Linked DNA regions of Homo sapiens: region 2 is linked to region 1. Evidence: read pairs that join two places in POLR2A ChIA-PET (ENCODE). Cell type or tissue: GM12878. All regions are shown on one strand. Links, peaks and the distances in the headings refer to the core of each region. The heading gives the core; the rest is flanking DNA. Region 1 overlaps ABTB2 (ankyrin repeat and BTB domain containing 2). Region 2 has its middle 16 kb from the start of CAT.

Evidence for each region. Peaks named below come from ENCODE experiments on the same cell type or tissue, not always from the same donor. Only the 100,000 strongest peaks of a DNase experiment are listed, where the experiment ranks them.
Region 2: POLR2A ChIA-PET joins it to region 1 with 7 read pairs; 2 of 35 experiments call an interaction of 5 or more read pairs at or near these places.

The regions. Positions count from the first base shown.
Region 1 is chr11:34,176,554-34,184,553 of GRCh38, reverse strand. All of the region lies in intron 3 of ABTB2 (ankyrin repeat and BTB domain containing 2), which reads left to right. Among named protein-coding and RNA genes, the nearest start is that of NAT10, 75 kb to the right of the region's middle. RefSeq lists enhancers at 587-1,086, 1,087-1,588, 3,643-3,842. In GM12878, for the core only: no CTCF peak of the experiment used is centred there; a DNase peak (open chromatin) is centred at 3,913; H3K27ac peaks cover 335 bases.
Region 2 is chr11:34,414,238-34,431,667 of GRCh38, reverse strand. It overlaps the pseudogene CIR1P3. Among named protein-coding and RNA genes, the nearest start is that of CAT, 16 kb to the left of the region's middle. In GM12878, for the core only: no CTCF peak of the experiment used is centred there; no DNase peak of the experiment used is centred there; H3K27me3 peaks cover 151 bases.

The sequences.
Region 1 (8,000 bases), core at 1-8,000:
CGCAGTCTCCACTGGAATCTGTACCATCTCACCCACACGAAATGCCGCCCTGGAACCAGGCCTGATTCCTAAGGACAGATGGCTGTGTACCCTCCACTGAGGCTCAGACACGGTAACATCTGCAGAACCACAGCCACCTTTTCCTATTCCTGGTGACAGCTCCATCCCTACATCCTAGCTGCCTTCCCAGAAGCTGCCTTCCCAGAAGCCACCTTGGCCCCGGGCTGCCGTGCTTCCCCTAGGAAGTTGTTGCATTTGGAACACTCTCCTGTGCAATAGCTGTCTTTTTACTGGGGAATTATTTCCTTTTTTTTCTGAAAAGAACTCTTTGCCAATACCCAAGCCAACTCAAGCTTCTAGGAATGAAAGACGAAGCAGCTCCCCCTTTCGTGAGAGTGCTCTGGAGCCCTTAATGAACAGTCCTGGAGGCCGGACGCAGCAGCTCAAGCCTGCGCAACATAGACCTGTCTCTACAAAAAAAAAAAAACACTTTTTAAAAATTAGCCAGGCCTGGTGGCTGAGATGGGAGGATCGCTTAAGCCCAGCAAGCAGGTTGAGGCTGCAGTGACCCTTGATTGCACCACTGCACTCCAGCCTGGGCAACAGAGGAAAACTCCCCGTTTTTTGTTTTTTGTTTGTTTTTGTTTTTGTTTTTAAAACAAAAACAAAGTCCTGGAGTAAGAGCAGCCCCTGAAACCATGGTAGCAGCTGGAGGACTTTGCCTCCAGGAGTGAGAAACATGCCTTGTGTTTATAAATTCAAAAATGAAGTTTCTAACACCGGCTTCTGTGCGGAGAGATGGGGAAACGTCAGTGAGCAAAAATGCCTCTGCCTTCAGAGAAGATATAGTCCAGAGGAGAGACCGTACAAAACCATACCAACCAAATCATTGCAAATTGGACGAGTGCTGTGCAGGCACTAAGGTAGGGCTGAGTGCTGGAGGGCAGAGGGAGGCCTGCTTCTGAGGGGGTGAGCAGGAGGACCTCCTCCTGCCTGCAGACAGCATGAGCCCGGCAGCAGGCCACCGTGGGCAGTCTCTCTAGCCGAGGGCAGTACGGTGACCATATGTTCTGGTGTGCCCAGCCCAGTTCTAGTTTACACCCGGTAGTCCCAGTGCTGGCGGTAGCTCTCTTTTTCCCTTTCAAAAGTCATCCAGCTGGGCACGGTGGCTCACGCCTGCCATCCCAGCACTTTGGGATGCCAAGGTAGGCAGTTGGCTTGAGTCCAGGGGTTCAAGACCAGCCCGGGCAACATGGTGAAACCTCGCCTTACAAAGAACACAAAACTTAGCCGAGTCTGGTGGCACACACCTGTAGTCCCAGCTACTTGGGAGGATGAGGCAGGAGAATCACATGAGCAGAGGAGGTTGAGGCTACAGTGAGATGTGATTGTGCCACTACACCTCCAGCCTGGGCGACAGAGCAAGACCCTGACTCAAAGGAAAAAAAAAGTCATCCAGTTTGCATGACAAATTGTGGTTACTGTGCCTAATATCATCATCCCTAAGATGGAGGAGTTGGGCCAGCACCAGGTGAAGAATCTGAGTGGCTGTGGAATGTCATCTTCAGAAGCTTAGACTCAGGGACACTGCCCAGGTTCATATCCCAGCTCTGCTCCTTGGCAGGTGCATGACATAGGGCAAGTGACCTCACCTCTCTGGCCCTCAGTTTCCCCATGTATAAAACGGAAATAATAATAGTACCTGCTACATCAGGCAGCTCTAAGAAGCAGATGAGCCACTAGATGTCCAGGGCACTGTGGCAGCTGCTTAGTAAACGCTCCAGAAATGTTAGCTGTTTGCATTTTTCTATTACTCCTGAAGGCCCTGATTGTCACACGGTGGACCTCCCATCTCACTGCTAACAGAAACTCTCAGGCTCCTATGGGGACCTGAAGGGTGACCCCTGGGGAGACACAAGGGAAATCACCCAGAGCTAGTCATGACTTGGTTGGCTCTAAATTTCTGTCCCTATGTGTATCTGGGCAAGCTTCATCTAGTGCCTCTAATCTGTACCAGATGAGTTTTAATAGGAAAAGTGAATTTCCCCCCCCCCCCAGAGAACCCAATGCCCCACCTCAAGCAGAAGTCACCTGGGCACAAGTGGAGATTCTGCTGTGGGCTCAGCTGCGGTTCAGAGGCAGCCTGGCTGCTGGAGGAGATGAGGCTGGGGGTCCGAAGAGGGAACCATGCCCAACTCTGCCTCCAAGCCATGCCAAACCATTCTGGTTTACCCAGCAGTTCTAGAAAAATAATGAGTACAAGATGTGAGCTGGACTAGAAATGTTTCTTTGGTGCAGAGTGAAATCTGACTTAGCGGGACAATGTTGGTTTTTTATCCTACGTGGATGTTTTGGCTTGGTATTAGGCCGTGGTGGCTGTGTGGAAATCTCAGGGAAGCTATGGTGAGGGCCTCATTGCTGGCCCTGCAGAGCCAGCCCTGACCTTCCCAAAGAAGTCTGTTCGTGGAGCCGTCACTTGCTTAGGAAAAGCTTGGCATCTTTGCAAGTTCCTGACGGTGCCACTTGGCACCCCCAGCCCAGACAAGACAGGGAGGAGCATGGGAGCAGTGTGTTTCACGGCATGATCCATGAGAAAGGGTGAGTCCAGGGGGATGTGACCCCATTCAACCCCAGTGCTTGGCTCTGACTCCCACTGAAGGTGGGGCAAAGTTAGTGGAAGAATTTAGGGCTGAAGGTAGGAACCACTGGGGCCATCCTCTCCCTTGATCGTCATCTCTTGCCTGTCCTTTCCTGGACTCCCAGGGTGCTTGCAGGTGGGGCAGGCCACAGCTTAGCGGGTGATGGGGAGCTCTCTTGGAAGCAAGCCTGTGGCACAGTGTACCTCCCAGCCCTGGGAGCCGGGCCTGCACCCCAGAACGTTGTATGCTCACACCCACCCTGTCTTCCCAGAGCTAAGCTTGGGCCTGGTCTCGAGGCCCTTCTTAGCTTGTGGGTGTGTCCAGGGTCTGCCTGAGTCTTTGTATTCAGCTCCTCCTGGGTGGATGGAGAAGGGCACAAACCGGCTGGCCTCATTTGCTTGGCCTGCCAGGATGGGAACAGAGACCCGAGGCTTGTGCTTGGGGCCCGGGTCATGTGGCCTCTGGTTACAGGCCTGTGCCCCATCTGCCAACCTGACTCACTCTGGGGTCCCTGCCTACCCCGGGGAAGAACAGAGCCTGCTTTGAGCTGGAAACTGGAGGGGTTTCCTGTTCCATGTTGTTAAGACACCACTTATAGGACTGTAATCCCAATAAATCATATGCTTTCTGAGTGCAACAGGGTTGTTTTTTTTGTTTGTTTGTTTGTTTGTTTGTTTTCCAGGCTGCAGGGGCCTCTTAAAACCAAGGCCTTGGCTGGGCATGGTGGCTCACGCCCATAAGCTCAGCACTTTGGGAGGCCGAGGCAGGCAGATCAGGAGGTCAAGAGATTGAGACAATCCTGGCCAACATGTTGAAACCCTGTCTCTACTAAAAATACAAAAATTTGCTGGTCATGGTGGTGCATGCCTATAGTCCCAGCTACTCAGGAGGCTGAGGCAGAAGAATCGCTTGCACCAGGGAGGCGGAGGTTGCAGTGAGCTGAGATCGTGCCACCTCACTCCGGCCTGGGTGACAGAGCAAGACTGTCTCAAAACAAAACAAAACAAACCAAGGCCTTAAGAAGCTTATACTCTTTCATTTTTTAAAGGGGGGAATAATAGCTTTCTCAGTCCTAGTTCCATTGAGGGGCCTTAGGAGACCCTTGGATTGAACAATCAGGCTCACCTGTATGATTAACTTAAAGGCAGATGAGAGAGACTGTTATGGCACCTGGGTCTAGCATCCCTATTGCAGCTGAATTGGCCGTGTAACCTTGAGCAAGGCGCTTAGCCTCTCTGGGTTTCCTTTTCCTCCTCTAGCAATGAGAGGAGGTGGTCAGGGATTTCCCATGCTTCTCATATAAAAAGACCCATTTCCATTGGTCTATTTCATGTGCTGCCCTTTATGTACACAAAGACAAATGCTACCAGAAAGCCACTGACCTTTTTAAGTGGCTTTGTCCATCTCTGGGATTTGTCTGCATGTATGCATATGACGGTATTTAGGTTAGGCCTTTGGGCTGTTTGCAGCATTTGAGGACAGATCAGGGGTTGCTGATCCCTTGAAGTAATTCTCTGCTCACCCACCCTCGCCACCACACACGTTCATGACCCAAGGCCTCTGGGTCTGTGTTCCTTGCTGTTGCCCCTTCCCTTGTGTGAGTTTTTTCACTGCCAAGGCCAAGAGGCTGCACTGCCAGAAACAGTTTCCAGCTCACACTCGACATAGTGGTTGCATTTGTTTTCTCTGTTTTATGAGCTGGGATGGAGTGGGTGGTGGGCAGCCTGCTGGCAGACTTTTGCAGGCTTTACATGTTTATACTTGCTGTGGGGGGAAGGCAAAGAGTTGGCTGGACTTTCAGAAAGCTGGAGCTGAGGCATTTAATAGAACCAGATTCCTATAGCCCTTTTTGCTATTATATATTTTCTCTGTCAACAGACACTAAACTAGTAATAATAGTTAACATTTATGGAGAAGTTACCATGTTCCAAATATGATGGTAAGTATTTTACATGCATGCTTCTAGCTGTTTTGTGAGGTGGTCCTATTATTTATAACCATTTTGCTGATGGAACAACTGAGACCGGGAGAGGTGAAGTAACTTGCATAGACCCACATAGCTGAACTCATTGGGAATACACTGGATTCCAACCCAGGCCATCTCCCTCAGGAGTCCGTGCTCTTGGTCACCATGCAGTAGGTACAGCTACTATCGTATGGAGTCTGTGAAATAAAAGCAAAAGGGCTCTCACAATGAAAGGAGTTAAAAACCACGAACTTTGGCAATTTCTTCTTTAATACAAAATATGGCCCACAGAGGATGACGATCTGCCCAAGGTTATAGAGCAAGTTCAGTTGTATAAAAGAAACTAGAACTTTCTCCCAGTGAGGATGCCACAGGGAAGGGGTCTAGGACCTTCGGATCCCTTTGCCAGGAGCATGCATGCAAGCCATACACCACTCTAGGATTCACCAGACCGTGTGCCACCAGGGGCGAAATGCCAGCTCTGTGCCAGCGCCGCCTGCCAGCCCCTACCAGCTTTGTCCTAGCCATCAGCTGTGGTCTTCCACAGCAACAGTCCTCAAAGTGTGGTCCAGGGACCCCTGAGGTCCCAGGGACTCTTGCCAGGAGTCCACAGGGCCAAAACTATTTTCATAACAAGAAGTTATTTGCCTTTTCATTCTTGTTCTCTCACAAGTATCCAGGAGACTTTTCTAGAAGCTGTGTGATATCATGATGTCATCACTCTGACGGCAAATGGGACATGAGCTTGTGCGTTCATGTGTTTAACATTTTCTCAGTTTTAATTTCTGATACAGCCAATATCCGTAGAATAACACACATAAACAAAAGCTCTTTGAGGTCCTCATTAATTTTTTTTTTTTTTTTTTTTGAGTTGGAGTTTCACTCTGTCACCCAGGCTGGAGTGCAGTGATGTGGTGTGATCTTGGCTCACTGCAACCTCCACCTTCTGGGCTCAAGCAATTCTCCTGCCTCAGCCTCCTGAGTAGCTTGGACTACAGGTGTGTGCCACCACACCCTGCTAATTTTTGTATTTTTAGTAGAGATGGGGTTTTGCCAAGTTGGTCAGGCTGGTCTCAAACTCCTGACTTCCAGTAATCCGCCCACCTCAGCCTTCCAAAGTGCTGGGATTACAAGTGTCAGCTGCCATGCCCGACCAATTTTTAAGAGTATATATAGAGTCCTGAGACCAGGGAAAAAATTGAGAACCACTATTCTGAGGTATCAGATCCAGCTAAGGAAAAATTCAGCAGGCAGAAAGGCTGAACAAAGGGAGCTTTTTCAGCCCCGACCCGGTCTCCTGGCTCTGGCCCTGCAGATATCTGCATTCGGGCACGGAACGACCAAGCTCAGCCTACGGGAAACGCAACAAGCGGGGAATGAGAACTTCTTTGGGATCTTGAGGATGGTGCACACATCAGTCATTCTCAGCCTTGCTCCTTCAGGCCCTCTCACCCTGGAGTTCTCACACAGCCACGCTGTTGCAGATGGGAGTTTTTAAAGGGGTTTTCCAGAATGGCCAGACATGCAGGTCCAGCTCATCTCAGCCTGCCCAGCAGACTCCATGGAATTATCAGGAAGGAAACAGTAGCCTGGAACCCACAGCCCATGGAAGGCATGTTCCTGAGAAAGTCCATGAATTACTTCTCTTTTTACCTTCCCACAGATCCCAGGCTGGGGAGGTGGGTGGACCAAGGAGTAAGGCCTGAAGGGATCAGTTTGGGGGCCTTGTTTGTACATGTGGGCACCAGCCCCTCCCCAGAGGCAGAGGGCTAATCTAGATTTCTGTATATTGAAAGAGGCAGAGGGCTAATCTAGATTTCTGTATATTGAAAGTATTAATCAGTTTTCATTCAGGAAGCAGCATTCTGGGTATTGTAAGCAGGAGATGATTTAATGCAGGGAGTTGGGGGTTCACAGAATCATTGGAGGAGCTCGTGGAGCAGGGTGTAGGCTGAGCATCCAGGAATGACGAACTCGCCCATTAGGGGAGCTGCTCCCTGAGACAGCGCCTGGAACTGTGAGTTTGAACAACACCTCTGGAGCTGCAGTTCAGGAGTAAAGCTGGAATCAAGAAGGCGTTGCAGCCAGGCACGGTGCCTCATGCCTGTAATCCCAGCATTTTGGGGGCCGAGGTTGGCAGATCGCTTGAGCTTAGGAGTCGAGACCAGCCTGGGCAACATGGTGAAACCCCATCTCTGCTAAAAATATAAAAAATTAGCCAGGCATGGTGGTGCATGTCTGTGGTGCCAGCAATTTGGGAGGCTGAGGTGGGAGGTTAAAAAAAAGAAAAAAAGACTTTGCTATTGCTTTTATCATTTCACCATCACTACCACTACTCTGAAGCCTCAGATAGGTGGAAACTGGACTGGAATGTTCTGTAGGAAAAAAAAACCCTCAGTTTTCATGACCTGGTTTGCTAGCAAAAACAGACAAAGGGAACACAAAGGTGGCCTCTGCCTCCCATTCACTTACCAAATTTCATGCAGCATATCTTAATGATAAAACCTAATTTCCAGAATCCCAGCTGCAAAGGAGACTGGGAAATGCAGTTTTCAATTTTCCACCTCACCAGCCAAGATGGTAAAGTGAGGGCTGAATGAGCCCAGTGTATACCCAGTGAGTCCAGTGTATACCCACCAGGACTATCAATACTGCATTTTCTCAAGTGTTGAGTTCTAAGGAGCATGAGGCAGGGGGATGAACCAAGATGCCACCTGATTAGACTTCATGATTTCCCGAATTCCCTCTTGGATTTCCCCTAGTGCAGCTAGGAGATGCCCTCTTAGAGTTTTAGTAGCCACACGTGGTGCTTTGTCTTGGCTGTTGGCCACAATAGGGAAGAATGGCTGGCAAATCCACGGATTATCTTTTTGTTTACACTTCAGTCTCCAATGCTGATGGTTGAAATAAAGGCTTTTCCTGCAATCAGAAGGACTGATATATAGAAGCATGTCTGTAAGCTTGCCTTCCAGCCCTGTAATATAAGAATTGTGAAATCTAAAAATATTTGGGGGGAATTGGGCATTTATGTTTAAGGGAACTCTTATAAACAGAGGGATAATTCATGAATAGATTGTTGTTTCTTCCTAGACTACACAAGATCCCCCCATAGAATCTCAGCTTCCTACTCTAATGAGTCAACACTAGGCTCTTGAAAATTATACACCATTCTTTTCTGGGCAGAAACATGACTTGGTCCATAACTGAAAACCTGGGTACACTATAGTAAGTTACTGATGTTCATCCATACTTTTTGTCACTCAGCAAAACTTTCTACTAATAATTTTGTTTGTTTGTTTGTTTTCTTGAGACACGGTCTCTCTTTGTCTCCCAGGCTGCAGGGGAGTGGTGCGATCATAGCTTACTGTAGCCTCCAGCTCTTGGGCTCAACCTGT
Region 2 (17,430 bases), core at 4,964-12,963, 240 kb before region 1:
AAATCATGTCTAGTGCCTACCTGCCTCATCAGTGGGAACTGAACTTGCATTGATTCCAGAAAGACCAAACAAAGGACAGTCTCAATCTGCAGTGACATGATCCCATTTGTGACATTTAATGCAGTTCATATTTCTAACCTGAATATCAAAGGGCTAATTTTTTTTGTTTATGTGATCTTTGGCATATTTTTCTCATGGAGCTTCTTTCTGCCATTTAAATTTGTCTTCATTCTCTCCTGTTTTCTTTTTTCTCTGTTTCCTTTTTTAGCTCCTGGTGGGGCCTCACAAATGAAATTAAGGCCATTCTTTACACATTCATCTCCCATAAGCAATCTATTTTCATATGATTATTGTTCTTTAAGATACTGCTGCCTTCATTCTTCTTGTTTCTTCTTATCATATATTTTCTGTTCTGCCATTCATACTTTTTTTTTTTTTGAGATAAAAGTCTCACTCTCTCGCCCAAGCTGGAGTGCAGTGGCGCCATCTCCGCTCACTGCAACCTCCGTTCTCGGGTTCAAGTGATTCTCCTGTCTAGCCTCCTCAGTAGCTGGGACCACAGACACACGGCTAATTTTTGTATTTTTATAAGAGAGGAGGTTTCGTCATGTTGGCCAGGCTGGTCTCGAACTCCTGGCCTCAAGTGATCCGCCGGCCTCAGCCTCCCAAACTGCTGGGATTACAGGCATGAGCCACCACACCCGGCCCATTCATACTTTTTTGATACTGGATTTGGAGGCAAGATGAACATCCTTCTTGCACATGACATTGTCAGAGGATTTCCCCATCCTTGAGCCAGAGCTGGGGAAAGCAGTGGCTAGCTCTGTAAGCAACATAAACGAACTACTTAGCAAGCACTAGCTTAATTCTCTGAAACTTTGTACTGGGATTTTTCCCAATCCCATCCCACCCAATATTCTAAATGTCAATGAATAACAATCACCGTTGCCTTTCTCTTGTCTGGCTGGCCCCTGAGGTGTGAAACAACTTACTCGATGGGCAAATTATAGATGATACAATATTAGGATTTGTATCATCTTTCTCTTAATGCCCTTTTAAACTCTGCATCCTCAAAAGAAGCCAGAAGCCACGTGGCTCAGCTTGGGGGCCTGTAGTTTACCATGTTGTCTTCTCAGGAAGACCTTTCTTGACCACTTCTTTTAATCTTATAGCTTCCTCTGGCACTTCCTGTCATGCCTTCCCTGCTTTGTGTTTTCTCTGTGATCCTTCTCCCTTTTAACATACTATATAACCGATTTCATTTGTTTATTGGGTATTTCTCCTACTAGAATAGAAGTCCATGAGGATTGGTGGGTTTTGTTTCTGGTTTTGAATTTTCTGCTTATTCTTAGCACCTGCAACAGTTTTCTGGCACCCAGGATATTTGACTAAATGAATGAACAAGCAAGTGAATTAATAGATGAGGTAATACCGGGATAAACCATGTTACAAATAACCAGAGTAAGTGACAATTTGCCTTGAGGGATTTGAGGGAGAATTTGATCAGATGCCTGGCTCAAATACAGATACCCTCCCATTTCATTTTTAAATATATTTTCCTTTAGGACTTGAGTACTTTCCCATATTCTCAAAAAGAGTCCTCTTTTAAAAAATAGATATATTGCCGGGTGCAGTGGCTCATGCCTGTAATCCCAGCACTTTGGGAGGCTGAGGTGGGCAGATCACCTGAGGTCAGGAGTTCGAGACCAGCCTGATCAACATGGAGAAACCTCATCTCTACTAAAAGTACGAAATTAGCCAGGCATGGTGACATGCACCTGTAATCCCTGCTACTCGGGAGGCTGAGGCAGGAGAATCTCTTGAACCAGGGAGGTGGAGGTTTCAGTGAGCCAAGATCATGCCATTGCACTCCAGCCTGGGCAACAAGAGTGAAACTCTGTCTCAAAAAAAAAAAAATAGATATATTACCCCCATTATGAACCTTCTGACATGGTACACCAGGAAGGACTCAACATCGCTTCTGTGGCATTCCTATCAAAAATGCATACTCTGAATCTAATCATGAGGAAACATGAGACAAACTCCAACTGAGGAACAGTCTACAACTGGCCTTTTCAAAATATCAAGATCATGGAAGTTAAGGACTAAAGAACTGTTCCAGTTTAAAAAAGACTAAGGAGACATGCCAACTAAGTATGAAGAGTGTTCCTGGACTGGGTCTTGGAACAGACGGAAAAGACTTCAGAAACATTATGGAGACAATTTATGAAATTTAATATGGGCCATAAACTTAATATGAATAAGAATATTGTATCAATGTTAAATTTCCTTGTTTTGATCATTAGACTGCAGTTATGTAATCTCTTACATCAGAGATTTCTTTTGTGTCTTAGAAAATACACATTGAAGTATTTAGTGGTAAAGAGGCATGATGTCTGCAACTTACTCTCAAATGGGCCAGAAAAAAATATACATCATATATATCCATATACACATGTAAGTAAAGAGAGCAAGCACTTGACAAAATAAATAGAGCAAAATCTGGGTAAAGGGTAAACTGGAGTTACTTATACTATTTTTGTAACTTTCTGCAACTTAGTATTATATCAAAGTAAAAATTTACAAATAAGTATACGTATATTCCTAGGGTGAGTCATACATGAGCATCTCAGGTAATACCTTCATTACAAGTTATTCAGTAGCTGAGAGCAAGAACTGGACACTCTCACTTTTGTTACTTCTTCACCCCAACCTGAGGACCCCCACATGAAGATGAGGAAGAAGTGGAAGACATTAAATTCAAACTTCACCTACATCACCGTTTTGCCTTGGACCCAGTGACTTTTACAGAAACAAATTGAGACACAGAGAAGTTACATAGATTAAAAGATAGAAATACGGGTTAGGGCCAGGCAAGGTGGCTCACACCTGTAATCCTAGCACTTTGGGAGGCCGAGGCAGGTGGATTGCCTGAGCTCAGGAGTTCGAGACCAGCCTGGGCAACATGGCAAAATCCTGCCTCTACTGAAAATACAAAATATTAGCCAGGCATGGTGTTGCATGCCTGTAATCCCAGCTACTCAGGAGGCTGAGGCAGGAGAATCTCTTGAACCTGGGAGGCGGAGGTTGCAGTGAGCCAAGATCATGCCACTGCACTCCAGCTTGGGTAACAGAGCAAGACTCCTGTCTTAAAAAGAAAGAAAGAAATACAGCTTGGGGTGGCAACTCACACCTGTAAGTCCAGACCTCTGGAAGGTTGGAGCAGGAGGATCTCTTGAGTCCAGGAGTTCGAGACCAGCCTGGGCAACATAGTGAGACCTTATCTTTACAAAAAAAATTAAAAATTAGCTGGGCATGGTGGTTCACACCTATAGTGCCAGCTACTCAGGAGGTTGAGGTGGGAGGATCAGTTGAGCCCAGGAGGTAGAGGTTGATCAGTCCACTGATGATAGCTCACTGCACTCCAACCTGGGCAAGACAGCAAGACCCTGTCTCAATAAATAAATAAGTAAGTTAAAAAGTAGGAATATATAAACAGTTAACCAGACAGGCTACACAGAGAAATGACCAAACTATTTTCTTAACCCTTATACATTATGAGATTTAATGTGTTAATACTTATAAAACCCTGAAGTCATCTGACAAAATGTACCCTAAGCTTGCCTTTTATTATCCTGAGATAAGGAATTACTTGACAATGAACATCGTTTCTGACTTTTTTATGACAGTATAATTGGTTGACATTAGTTTAATAAATATCAGTCACAATTTTCAAAATAGGCCCTGATTTTATGGCTGCCTTTGGTGATGTTTGGAACATGCCATCTCTTGCGCTATTAAGTTTACAGATTATTCTGTGTATTGTTCTGTTAGCAAGAACCCTAGCAACACAAGTCTTGATGTCTGAAGTTAACTAAGTGCAAGAAAGCACCTTATCTTATAACAACTTGCATTCCTCAAACATCTGAGCTTCTGTTGAGTGTCCTCAGTAATCATCAACCCTAAAGTAACCCTTGAGCAAGGGAAAGTAGGGTGTTGGAAAGGAGCTGGGGCAGCTGAAGCCCACGACAAAAAAAAAAAAAAAAAAAAAAAAAAAAAAAAGATGCCAAAAGTGCCAGTCATCAAAACTCTTGAGTGCTGTAATGAACGCTCCAGGGAGCATTGTAGTTGGGAGAATGATTCAGCAGTGGCTGACTCTAGGCTACATGGACAGATTCAACGAAGTTTATGGTCAAAAGCATTGCACTGGCTGGAGGCAGAGGAGGTGTGTGGTTTGTAACAGAAAAAGGCATTTGTCCTCCTTACATCATATTACCCTGTGTTATTACTCTCTGCCCCTCTCAAATATATCAACACGAAAGCTCTGTGACCTAAAGATGAAAAGAAATCATTTGCAAAGGTCAAACATTTTTGTGTTATGAAACACAAAAGTCTATGAAATCCACCACATACATTGTGAAACCAAAGTCAAGGTTCTATTTATTCTGTGCCAGTTCAGTGTAGGAAGAAAAAGAAGTGATGAGGCATATTTTTAAAGACAAAAAACTTAAAAAAAATGGACAAAATTATGACTGCAGACATGTGGAGAGTCCTATCTACACCCTGTCAGATGGTCCAAACACTCCACTCCCAACCATTTAGCCAAACTTTGCATCTGTTTATGGCTACATCTAGGAAATCAAAAGCAGATGACAACATCATCACTGCAGCCAATGTTTGTAGCAAATATTCCTTCTCTCCAAAGGCTTAGAAATTTGTGAACGTGGAGCCAGGAAGACGGAATCATAATTAAATGCAGATGTGCTATCATGTTATGCTATTATGCACCTAAAAGAAACAATGACCTGGAGTGCAAAACCAGTGTCTCCCTGAGAGAGCCCCAGATGGCACAGTCGGGCTAAGGACAGATTTCACTGTGGGGACCTGGCTGTGAAGGAAGGCCTAGAAGGAAACTAAAGAGATAAACATTGAGATTAGAGAGTCTACCTTCGTCAATTTAAAAAAAGAAGAAACAAAGATATTAGAGAAAACTCATATTGATCAAGACTAGATCTCAGTTCTGAAATTCGGAGGAAAGTACTGTTTGTCCAGAATAAAAGGAGGGAATTTGCAAAATCCAAAGAATAGTGGATAAGGCATGGATTAAAATAGCTTCAGGCCAGGCACAGTGGCTCACTCCTGTAATCCCAACACTTTGGGAGGCAGAAGCTAGAGGATCGCTTGAGCCCAGGAGTTTGAGACCAGCCTGGGCAACATAGTGAGACCCTGTCTCTAAAAAAAAAAATTAAAAATTAGCTGAGCATCATTGCACACGCCTGTAGTCCCAGTTACTCCAGAGGCTAAGGTGGGAGGATTGCTTGAGCCTAGGAGGTTGAGGCTGCCGTGAGCTGTGATTGTGCCACTACACTCCAGCCTGGGTGACAGAGTGAGACCCTGTCTCAAAAACAACAAATAAACAAAAAATAGCAGCTTCAGTAGAAGCACATTTATCCAGAGGTGGAGGGAAGGAGGCCTGGCTACAAGAAACCTTCATGCTCAACTGGCAAATTCAGCTCTGATTGTAAAGCATAAAAGGAAGTATTTTTAGAGCAATACTTACTCAGGAAACAGTAAAACTGAACATTGTGTTTCATCATAACTGGCTCTAACTTGCTGTGGCTGATTAGGACCATAAATTTTGAGTGATTCAGGTATGCCAGACCCTCAAAGAATCTAACTGAAAACTGTTTATTGACCAATGAACCACAGGACTTGTTTTAACCAACATACAGGCCTGTGGACTCTTTCCTCTCTATCCACAGTGCTAGTTTTCAATCCTTAATTTGTGGCCGTTAACAACCGCTGATTTGTACCCCCTCAGTGAAACTACTCAATCGACTTTTTTCTATAAAATATATTCCATTGTCTGGCAAGTTTTAAAAAAACACTTGATTTTTTTTAAGCACTGAGGACCTTTATATATATTTTTTTTTCAATATTTTATATATATTTTCAATAGCTTTAGGGGTACAAGTGGTTTTTGGTTTCATGGATAAATTGTATAGTGGTGAAGTCTGAATTTTCAGTGCACCCATCACCCAAGTAGTGTTCTTTGTACCCAATAAGCAGTTTGCCATCCCTCATTTCACTTCCACCCTCCCCCTTCTGAGTCTCAAATGTTCGTTATACCACTCTGTATGTCCTTGCATACACATAGCTTAGCTCCCACTTACAAGTGAGAAAACATGTGGTATTTGGTTTTCCACTCTTGAGTTACTTCACTTAGAATAATGGCCTCCAGTTTCATCCAATTTCCTGCAGAAGACCTTCTTTTGTTCTTTTTTATGACTGAGTAGCATTCCATGGTGTATGTAGACCATATTTTCTTTATCCATTCATCAGTTGACGAGCATTTAGGTTGATTCCGTATCTTTGCAATTGTGAATTGTGCTGCAGTAAACATATACATGCATGTATCTTTTTGATTTAATGACTTTTTTTTTCCTTTGAGTAAATAGCCAGTTGTGGGATTGCCAGATTGAATAGTAGATCTACTTTTAGTTTTTCAAGAAACTTCCATACTCTTTTCTGTAGAGGTTGTATTAATTTACATTCCCACCAGTAGCATATAAGAATTCCTTTTTCACCACATCCTTACCAACATCTGTTGTTTTTTGACTTTTTAATAATAGCCATTTTGGCTGGGGTAGGTGATATCTCATTGTGGTTTTAATTTGCATTCCCCGATGATTAGTAATGTTGCACTTTTTAAAAATATGTTTGTTGACCATTTGTATATCTTCTTTTGAGAAATGTCTATTCATGTTCTTTGCCCACTTTTTGATGGGATTATTTGCTTTTTTCTTGCTGATTTGTTTGAATTCCTTGTCGATTCTGGATATAAATCCTTTGTTGGATGCATGGTTTGCAACTATTCTCTCCCATTCTGTGGATTGTATGTTTACTCTGATTATTATTATTATTATTGCTGTACAGAAGCTTTTTCGTTTTTGTTGCATTTGCTTTTGGGGTCAGTCATAAATTTTTTATGTTAACCAATGTCCAGAGGAGTTTTTTCAAGGTTTTCTTCTAGAATTTTTATGGTTTCAGGTCTTAAAGATCTTAATCAAATATCTTTTTTAAAAAAGAGGAACGTGAACAAGAAAGATAAAGGATGATGTGTGTAAAAAGCTAAAGGTGACTGTAGCCCCTAAAAGCTGTATAAAGAAGGGTAGGGTTTGGAAAGTGCCAGCTAATGCTTCCCCATCCCAGGTGTGAGGCAAGGACAATGGAAGGGATGTGAGTACACAGGGATCATTAAGAGACATGTGGCCTCTTTGGATGTAATTCCTGGAGTCCCAGCCACCACTACTGGCCCCTACCTCCATCCCAATGCTTTGGATTTCCTGGTTACAACAGCAGTGGGAAAACTGAAAATCCATTCTTTTTTTTTTTTTTTTTTTTTTTTGAGATGGTGTCTTACTCTGTCACCCAAGCTGAAGTTCAGTGACACCATCTTGGCTCACTGCAACCTCCACCTCCGGATTCAAGTGATTCTCATGCCTCAGCGTCCCATGTAGCTGGGATTACAGGCACCCACCCCCATGCCCAGCTAATTTTTGTATTTTTAGTGGAGACAGGGCTTCACCATGTTAGCCAGGCTGGTCTCAAACTCCTGACTTCAGGTGATCCACCCACCTTGGCCTCCCAAAGTGCTAGGATTACAGGCATGTCTGGCCTGAAAAGCCATTCTTGCAAGAGCTGTTGGTTCGACTCTTCACTTGGAGTCCAGGTTTCTACTGCCAGGGGCACCACCACATCCTGGCATCTCTCCTAATACCACACCATCGTCACCATGGCAACTGTTGCCTCCTCTCGTTTAGTTGCCATCACCTCCACAAGCTTTCACCGCCCCAGTGAGGTACCTCTCCCAATCATGTTGATGTGCCCACAGTACAGGGAGACCAACCATCCTGGTTTACCTGGGACAGAGGGGTTTCCTGGGATGTGGGACTTTCAGTGTTAAAATGGGAAAAGTCCCTGGCAAATCAGGATAGTTGGTCACCTTACCACCATAGTTGCCACAACTGCCACCGCCACTGACTGTGTCTTTGAAGTCGAGGTGGGAACAGTGGAGCATACTTCTGTCCTATGAAACAGTGCTAGGGCAGCTTTTACTTCCACCTTGAGTGCCCTGCCAAGCCCTCAGGGGAAATTCACACATCTCCATTTCCTTGAATGGAATCACGCAACCCTAGGAGGCTGCACTGCCTTCCCTCAGGCCATTTCTCGGTGACAGCTGTGTCCACCCCACTGTCACCCCAGCGATGTTGGCTCCAGGCTGAATCTGCCCATCTTTCCCGCTCCGTTATCTCTGAGGAGGACCTTCACCACACAACCTGAGGAAGGCAAACTGGACTTAAAACTTACTGCAATTGTCTATACGTGTGCACCAATACAATCCATAGAATACTCATGATTTTTAACTGTAAAATCTGCTCAAGTGTTATGCTAAAAGGGTGGAGAAATAATACTTTCAGATAGTTTTTTTCAAAAGAAAGAATGAAATATTTAAAAGAGAAATTTGTTAATCTCACCAAAAGCCTCTTTTTAAAAAAATTGAAATGATACTAATATGCTGTTTTTTATAAAGCCATATATATTCCCTTCAAGTGCTTTAGAAAATAGAGAAAATCATATAAATTTAACCTCCCAAAATCACCCCCAAATTTTACCATCCCAAGATAACCATTGTTAATATTTTTTCACAATTTGATGAATACTCTTCTAGTTTTATCTATGAATGTTTATGCACTTAAATATAGAAGGCTTTAAATAAAATGAGATCATATATATTATTTACAAATATTACATATATACATACTATATAACTTGTGCTTCTCACTTAATATGTCATAAACATCTTTCCATGTTGACAAATAAAAATCTCCATGATCGTTTTTAATGGCTACATGATATCCCATGTATTCCACAGTATTCCATGGATGTTTATTCTAGGCCTTCTTAGCTGCGGTAGATAGCAGCAGAAATTCTCCAAAGAGAAGCTTTTAAGAAAGCATTTTTCTTAACGGCTGCCTCCACTTCATTGCAGTGTTGACATCTCTTAAAAGCCTGCCAAAACTCCAATTCCCACAGTTGTTTACAGAGTAGCCCATAAAATAAGATATCTGAAATGGCATCTTTATCAAACATCACCAAAAAGAGGAAATAGAAAACCCAGAGGCACTCTGGTCTAATAGCCGTGATTCTTGTAAGTAGACTATTCCAGAAAACAAAAACAAAGAGGGGAAAGTAACTGAACTTCCAAACACTGGCAGTGCAATCCAAAGAGGTGAAAAGCAAATTCACATGAGCTGAATAAAGAAACTAGCAATCAGGAAGGAAGCACAGGGGAAATCACAAAAGAAAGCAGAAGAGCAGCCCTTGAGATAAGAAAAAGGAGGCAAACATGAGAAGGGTTCTTCAGAACTTGGAGATCACTGTAGATAACAGCAGAAGCACGGCCCGGCACCGTGGCTAATGCCTGTAATCCCAGCACATTGGGAGGCCAAGGTGGGCAGATTACCTGAAGTCAAGAGTTCGAGACCCACATGGCCAACATGGTGAAAACCCATCTCTACTAAAAATACAAAAATTAGCGGGGCATGGTGGCACGTGCCTGTAATCCCAGCTACTCGGAAGGCTGAGGCAGGAGAATCACTTGAACTTGGGAGGCAGAGGTTGCAGTGAGCCGAGATCACGTCACTGCACTCCAGCCTGAGTGACAGAGTGAGACTTCATCTCGAAAAAAAAAAAAAAACACCAAGCAGATGCATGAAGAAAGAGAAACAAAGGTATAGGAAACAAATGCAGGAGTGCAGACTAATACTTAAATGTCTTTTTTGGTCAGGGCTTTTAGTTGTGAAATATTTTATACTTAAAAATTTGAATATGATATAATTTATATATATGCAATACATACACATATTATAGAGAATAATAAAATCAAACATCTGTGATTCACCACTCAGCCTAAATAGAATCTTACCAATATGGGTAAAACCTTTCGCATATCCTTCCCTGATATTCCCCTTCCTCTCCCTTGCTTTCTTTTATGGTTTAATCAAACATATGTGTTCTATACATAATATACAGAGGGGAGAGTTAGCCTGTTTTTAAACTTTATATAAATGCTATGTGTTCTTTTGTAAACAGAAAACCTGCCTGAACAGAGTCCATCTTTAAGATTTAGAATGTCTGAGTATGTATCATAAGTGGTGGGGGAGGCAAAAGGAAAGTCCCCTTGCATGAAGGCTAAGATGTCTCCTATTAACCACATCAACTGGATGCCCTGTCAGGAGTTGGATGTATATGTATCTTTACATGTCTAGTAAACTCGTAGAAAGGTCTAACACAAATTTTTTTGCAGGGCCCTGAGAATCCTCTTATGAAACGACTCATTCTAGAAACAGCATGAATTGCTGGACCCAGGAATAAAGCCTGAGTTAGGAAGGAGAAGCGGTGATTCTGTGCTGTGCAACCATTGGGTGCAAGTTTAATTCCAAGGGAGAGACAGTGCTATAAAATAAAAGATGGAAGACTTCTTCTCCTATATTCTGTAACACACTGGAGCCCAGGCAACACTGCTATGACATGCCATCATAACAGATAGCAACATAAAAGGGAGAGAGCCATTCTTCCACACTCTGCCCATGATGGCACCAGTTGGGCCTGGGGTGCACATGGTGCCCAGTGGCACTGACCAGAAACAATGGGAGGTTCCCTGGGACCCAGAAAAACAAAGTAGCAGCAGTCCTGGCCAATTTAGATACCACTTTAATATCTTTCCTTGCTGGGATTCTCATAAATATCTGGGAGGAGACTTGGTAGAGGTTTGGACTTCCGTGTCTGATGAAGAAGTGAAATTTGGGTATTGATGTCAATGTGGTTCTATTTTCATCCTGAGGCTGGTAAGCTCTGAAGAAATTTCAAATTACAACCATAATATGTCAGGAGGTAACCTAGAGAAGAAGTAAAGCACTGTTTGGGAAATACAGGGCTAATTCAGTTTGCCTGGAACTTAGAATCTATGGAAGTTATTGGAGAAGTTATTGGCATGAAAGGTAGGTTCCTTCAAGGTGCTATGCTACCAACCCAGAAGGACAGGCTAAGGGGTATGGACTTTTAAGACTTATTCAATAGGAAAAGGAGAAGTGCTGAAAATGTTTTAACATACAATGGCATGCTCAAAACTGTGTTTTAGGAAGATTAATTTTCCAGCAAGATCAAAAAATATCATAAAATGGAGAGAGCAAATGAAGATCAGAAAACAAGTTCAACCACCTCTAAAAGAGTCCAGGTTAGCCGAAATAAGGGCAGTCGCTATGGGATTGATTCAAGAGCAACTGTGAAGTAGAATTGATGAGGACTTGGCATTACATCAGACACATCACTAAATGATGTTTGCAATCACACAATATACCCATGTAACAAACCTACACGTTTACCCCCTGAATCTTAAATAAAAGTTGAAATTATTTTTAAAAAATAAAATAAAGGGCAAATAACTGATTTCATTCACAATGAAAAAAGTTTCCAAATAATGATATGCTATGACTTGCTAATATATATTAAACTTTCTGAAATTTAATGCAATTGAAATTGAATCCATAATGACACCTGGAAAATCTGTACCTATTAAATTCTTCAGTGTTGTCATAACTTGAGTATGAAAGCCCTAAAAGAGAAAAACTTTCTTTATATACATCCTACTTTTTTTTCTTTTTATTTATTTAAAAGGAAAAAAATGTCCTTAAAAGAGAGGTTAAAATATGTCATTTTCCAGACCTTCAGATTGCTACACTGGTCACGTGAAGAGAAATCTGAAAACTATACAGGTGTCTTGTTCTAAAGAATCTGGGAAGTCAGACTTCAAGCGTCATTTCTCCAGATTCTGTGTGTTGGGGATTGGAGTGGGAGTTGAAATAGGTCCCTAATCACACATCTATGAGACATCTGGGGGTAAGAACTGTGAATTTCATGATATTATAGGCTATGAGATTGTTTTATATACTGGCTATTAGACCTAGGGCCCTGTGAATAGGCTGAGAGTGAGGGCAAGCCTCAAATCTTCCTGAAAGATGACCACTGGCTCTGTTTTGAGATGGCAATTTCCCTAGTTCAGAGAAAAGGGATTTATACATCAATTGAATAAATCATTCTTCAATTAAGTGATTCCAAAACAAGATGAAGAAAGCAGCCTCTCCAATAAACTTAATAATTACACCATTCAAGGGTACATCTCTCCTGTTGGAAAGCCATTGCCAAAGATTAACAGAATAGCTGGTGTCCACTTGCTGAGCAGCATTCCTGTAACCTGTGTCCCAGGATTATGATGTGGTGAGAAGACCCGCTACGTAACAAACTGGAGGAGGAGGAACTCTTCTAATTTCTTTGAACTTTAAGAGTTATAAATAAATGTGTCTTTTAACCATGGGGCTTTTTATTTACTTTTGTTTTTATAGGTAAATATGCTTCTTGTAAAATAGAATACAACAAAATATAAATGTACAAAAACTTGCTTCCTATTACCCACTCTCACCCCCAAACTCCTCTCTCTTTCTGTCTTTTTCTCTTCCTCTTCCTCTCCCTCTCTCTCTCTCTCTCTTTTTTTTTTTTTTTTTTTTTTTCTGAGATGGAGTTTCACTCTGTCGCCCAGGCTGGAGTGCAGTGGCACGATCTCAGCTCGCTGCAACTTCCACCTCCCGGGTTCAAGCAATTCTCCTGCCTCAGCCTCCCCAGCAGCTGGGACTACAGGCACCTGCCACCATGCCTGGCTAATTTTTGTAATTTTAGTAGAGACGGGGTTTCACCATGTTGGCCAGGATGGTCCTGATCTCCTGACCTCGTGAGCCACCCACCTCGGCCTCCCAAAGTGCTGGGATTACAGGTGTGAGCCACTGTGCCCAGCCTGTTTATTATTAATATGTATAGCTCCACCTTGTTCTTTTGAGTTGCCACATAACATTCTACAGTGTGAACACATCCTATTTACTTAACCTTTCCATTATTAACAGACATATAGGTTTTCTCTAGTTTTCACTTTTACAAACAATACTGCCCTGAACATCCTTGCAGGGACAACTTTGTATACTGCTGTAAGTCTTCCTGTAAGACAAATTCCTAGAAATGGAATTGCAAAACTCTCCTCCCTTGTGAACAACACTCCATTCTGATTAATCCACAGGCTACCATACTGGCCAAATGTCAATTGTCCCAGCCTTAAAAGTCAGGCATCCAGTAGTTCTCTCCCCACTCTCCCTCCACCTCTTACTTCCTTCTGCATGCTGCCACTAGCTGGTCCTGCTTGAGGCAGCTCGTTTCACAGTCTACTAGTTTTATGTGCAGAGGATCTGGCTGAGCAAAAAGAAGCAAGAATTGGTGCCATAAACATAAAACCAGCTTTCAAAACAATGATCTGAGAAATAGGCTACTGAGAAATAATAGGCAATGAAATAGGTACCTTTAGATCATAAAGTAGACTAAATGGCTTCGTATAGTCCCCATTAGCTCTATTTTGATTCTTTGCCTCATTGCTTCAAATGCTGAGTACTGGGTAGAAGGAGGAATTTCTAGATGTTTTGGTAGATTATCTTTTCTAACTGATAAATTTTTTAAATTGGGCAACTTTTTCCTGATGTTTTCACCAGGAGAAACAGATGGACTGGTACCAAGTATTCACCATAGACACCATACCTCATTTAATCCTCAAAACACTCCTGGGAAGGAGTAGATGATGTAACTGAGGCTCAGCGATGATTAGGTGACTTTCCTGCTATTGAATGAGTCTCAACATTCTAAAGCATGTCACCCCTATGCCAAAGCCCATGTTTCTTTCACTATTTGATAAAAGTGTCATAGTCTTAGCCCAGACCACTTTCTCCAGGTAAGTCGTCAAACAATCTTTTACTAATGCATCTCCTCCCCAGGATAAGGAAGGAACCAAAAGACAGAATAGTATTTTATTTCTGAGCTGGACTCTTGGTCTGTTTTTTGCATTTATTTCTAACAATTATTTGCCATATTTTTGCATCATTGCTATGGTATTTTCTTCCTCATCTTGCTCATATGTGGGTAACTGTCCCAACATTTTATTTGCTCTGATACAATGTTGGTGACTTCTTTACTTTTGTTTTCTAATGAGCTGATATTAAAATAACAATGGAAGAGAATGTTGAAGTTGTTTGCTCTAGATTTAGGGATTAAATTTTTAATATTCCTAGTACCAGTTTTCTCTAATTACTAGAAAAACACCATACTGGCCATAGAAAGAGCCCCCTAGAGGCTAATTGGCATTTATTTGTTTCTGTTGGAATTCAGATCCCCTCTATAGACAGATAAAAGGATAGAAGATAAAAGGAGTTCAGATTCACAGTCTACAAAGTCATAAAATTTATACTGGCAAAATGTAAGAATATACAAGAAAGATTTCGATACATTTAAGAATGATAGCTCCAACAAGGAACTATAAGGAAGATATTAAGAATTTCTTGGTTATTATACATAAACAGAGACTGACAAGAAAAAGAACAACTGCCATATGCTCCCTCCCCTCATAAGTGCCTCGTGGTGAAACTGAGTAGTAATATGATCGATCTGAGACAGAATGGTATTTTTTATGTCCACATGTGTTCCCTTTACTTGCTCTGGCATTAAGGTTCTCTCTATCCAGTGATGCAATAGACAGTTGCTGGTTTTGCAACTCTATGCACTCTACATTTTGTAATATCATCCTAATTTTGCTTTGTAGAGTTATTCCCTCCTCTACTCTACCTTTTATTTACACTTGAAGTCTATCTGCACCAAGTCAGAATGAAACCTAAGCTAATGGGTGCATTCTGTTGCTCCTGCCATAGCAATACATTTACAGATAGACACGTGATCTAACCCAGTCCAATCAGAAACAGAGAGGCTCAATTACAGGACTTTTGTGTAACTTTTCATGAGAAAACAGACTTTCTGGCTGGGCAAGGTGGCTCAAGCCTGTAATCTCAGCACTTTGGGAGGCTGAGGCAGGTGGATCACCTGAGGTCAGGAGTTCGAAACCAGCCTGGCTAACATGGTGAAGCTCCGTCTCTACTAAAAATACAAAAATTAGCTGGGCATAGTGGCGGGCACCTGTAATCCCGGCTACTTGGGAGGCTGAGGTGGGAGAATTGCTTGAACCTGGGAGGCGGAGGTTGCAGTGAGCCAAGATTGCGCCACTGCACTCCAGGCTGGGCAACAGAGTGAGACAGACTCCATCTCAAAAAAAAAAAAAAAGAAAGAAAGAAAAAGAAAAAAGGAAAACAGACTTTCTCAACAGACTTGAATCTGAGAGGATGCAAGGCCAGAACAGCTGTAGCCATTTTATTGCCACATAGAATCTGAGAATAAAACTAACACATGGGGAAATGCAAAATAAAGCCAAGAGCTGGGAAGAAACTAAGACATGCTGATGATGTGTTTTCAGTCCTCAGTCTAGTTTCATCCTATCTACCTAGATATTCAGCCTGGATTTATTATTTATATTATCCAGTGCATTTTCTTCTTTAAGCTAATTTGAGCTGGGACTTCTGGTCACTTGCAACTGTAAAAGTCTCAAGTGATACAGAAATGCCCAGAAGTAGGGCATTTTTAAATGACAGGTTCTAAGATGTAGAATTAGCTGAACTGAGGTGATGTGGAATACATTCAACCCACCTAAACTACACTACTACTATTTTTGATAGGAAACACACAGGATGTTAGAATGGATCGTCTAACCTTGGTTATTTCAATAAGAAATAGAAAAGCTTAAGTTGGAACTGGTCCTTGTGAAAGTACAGACTGAAGAAGATACCTCTTTGCCTCGGAAAGCTCACCCTTTTCGGCATGTAATAGAATGTGGAGGCAGAATCCAAGTTCAACTGAGGGCTGGACAATGGACAAAGCCCTGTCCTATTTTTAGGAGAGAGAAAGTTTCAGGCTGGATTATAGAGTCAATGATTAACTAGTCATTGGTTATTTGGCACTGGAGTTCAGTAAACAGAAATAGGTTGAAATTCATTTTGTTTTAAGAAATGTATATTTCTAGAGAAACTCATGCTTGGCAAACTACAAGAACCCATGATTATTTGTCCATTAAGGCAATCCATCGACTCCTAAACCAATGAATTATGAAACAGACTTGTAATTGTTACAGCCCCCATGATAGCTTTCTCCCCAAATCCCTTTTTAGACGTGGCCACATTTGTCAATCAACAAGGTATGCCCTCCTGTAAATACGCCTTAAGTAAACTAGATTGGCTGACCCCAGAGCTAACATTTCTGGCAAGAAAAGGGAATCTTATTACTCCTCTTCATTAAGATTATGTGCTATAAAATGGTGGCCACTGTGTAATGTTTCCTATATTCCCTTTTTCCAAATGAGTTTAAATTATTTTTATTGTAGTTACTCTTTCCTTTTCTATCATTCTATATTGGGATAATCAAACATCATTCAGCAGTAATTCATCCAACCATGTAGAGCAACAAGAGCAACATTCATGTCCAACTGAGAGAACTGAACGCCGCTGAAGAATCTGTATGTTGAGGTTAGATCGAGTCACTTGATAATACTTTGGGTGTTCTTCTTTCAGGGGAAGGGGAGAGCTGGATGACAGGAACTAAAATCATCCCCATGCATAAAAGAGAATCATATCCAATGTCACACTGTGAAATAGGAGCTGAGGCAGAACTTGCCCACAGGGAAAGGGGGCATCGTTAACTGTGTATATGTGGTGGCTGGAGACAGAGAATGCCATGTGGACAGAAGCTGACAAGCTCCCTGACAGCTGAATGAGTGGATCTGTTGTCTCTACTACCGTTGCAGGACAGGAACCCTAAATTTCCAACTGTACACCTAGTTCTAGATTGCAGGTCCTGAGATTAGTGGAAGATAACTTCGAAAATGCCAAACAGGATAGAATTAGCATAGCGAAGAAGACAAGAAATTTCCACTCAAGATAAAAATGTGAATAAAAATTTCAGAGCAAGGAAAGAGAATGAACACAAAGAGCCAGCCAACAAACTTAATTATGGAGAAATTAATTCATGGCTCTCAAAATACAATTGTAGGCCAGGCATGGTGGCTCACGCCTGTAATCCAAGCACTTTGAGAGGCCAAGGTGGGCAGATCATGAGGTCAAGATTCAAGACCAGCCTGGCAAACATGATGAAACTCTGTCTCTACTAAGAATACAAAAATTAGCTGGGCGTGGTGGTGTGTGCCTGTAATCCCAGCTACTCGGGAGGCTGAGGCAGGAGAATCACTTGAACCCAGGAGGTGTTTGTCACAGTGAGCCGAGATCGCACCACTGCACTCCAGCCTGGGTGACAGAGCAAGTCTCTGTCTCAAAAAAAAAAAAAAAATACAATTGTAAACTGCACTCAAAAAATCACTTTAAGTATGTACATTTAAGAACTTCAAGA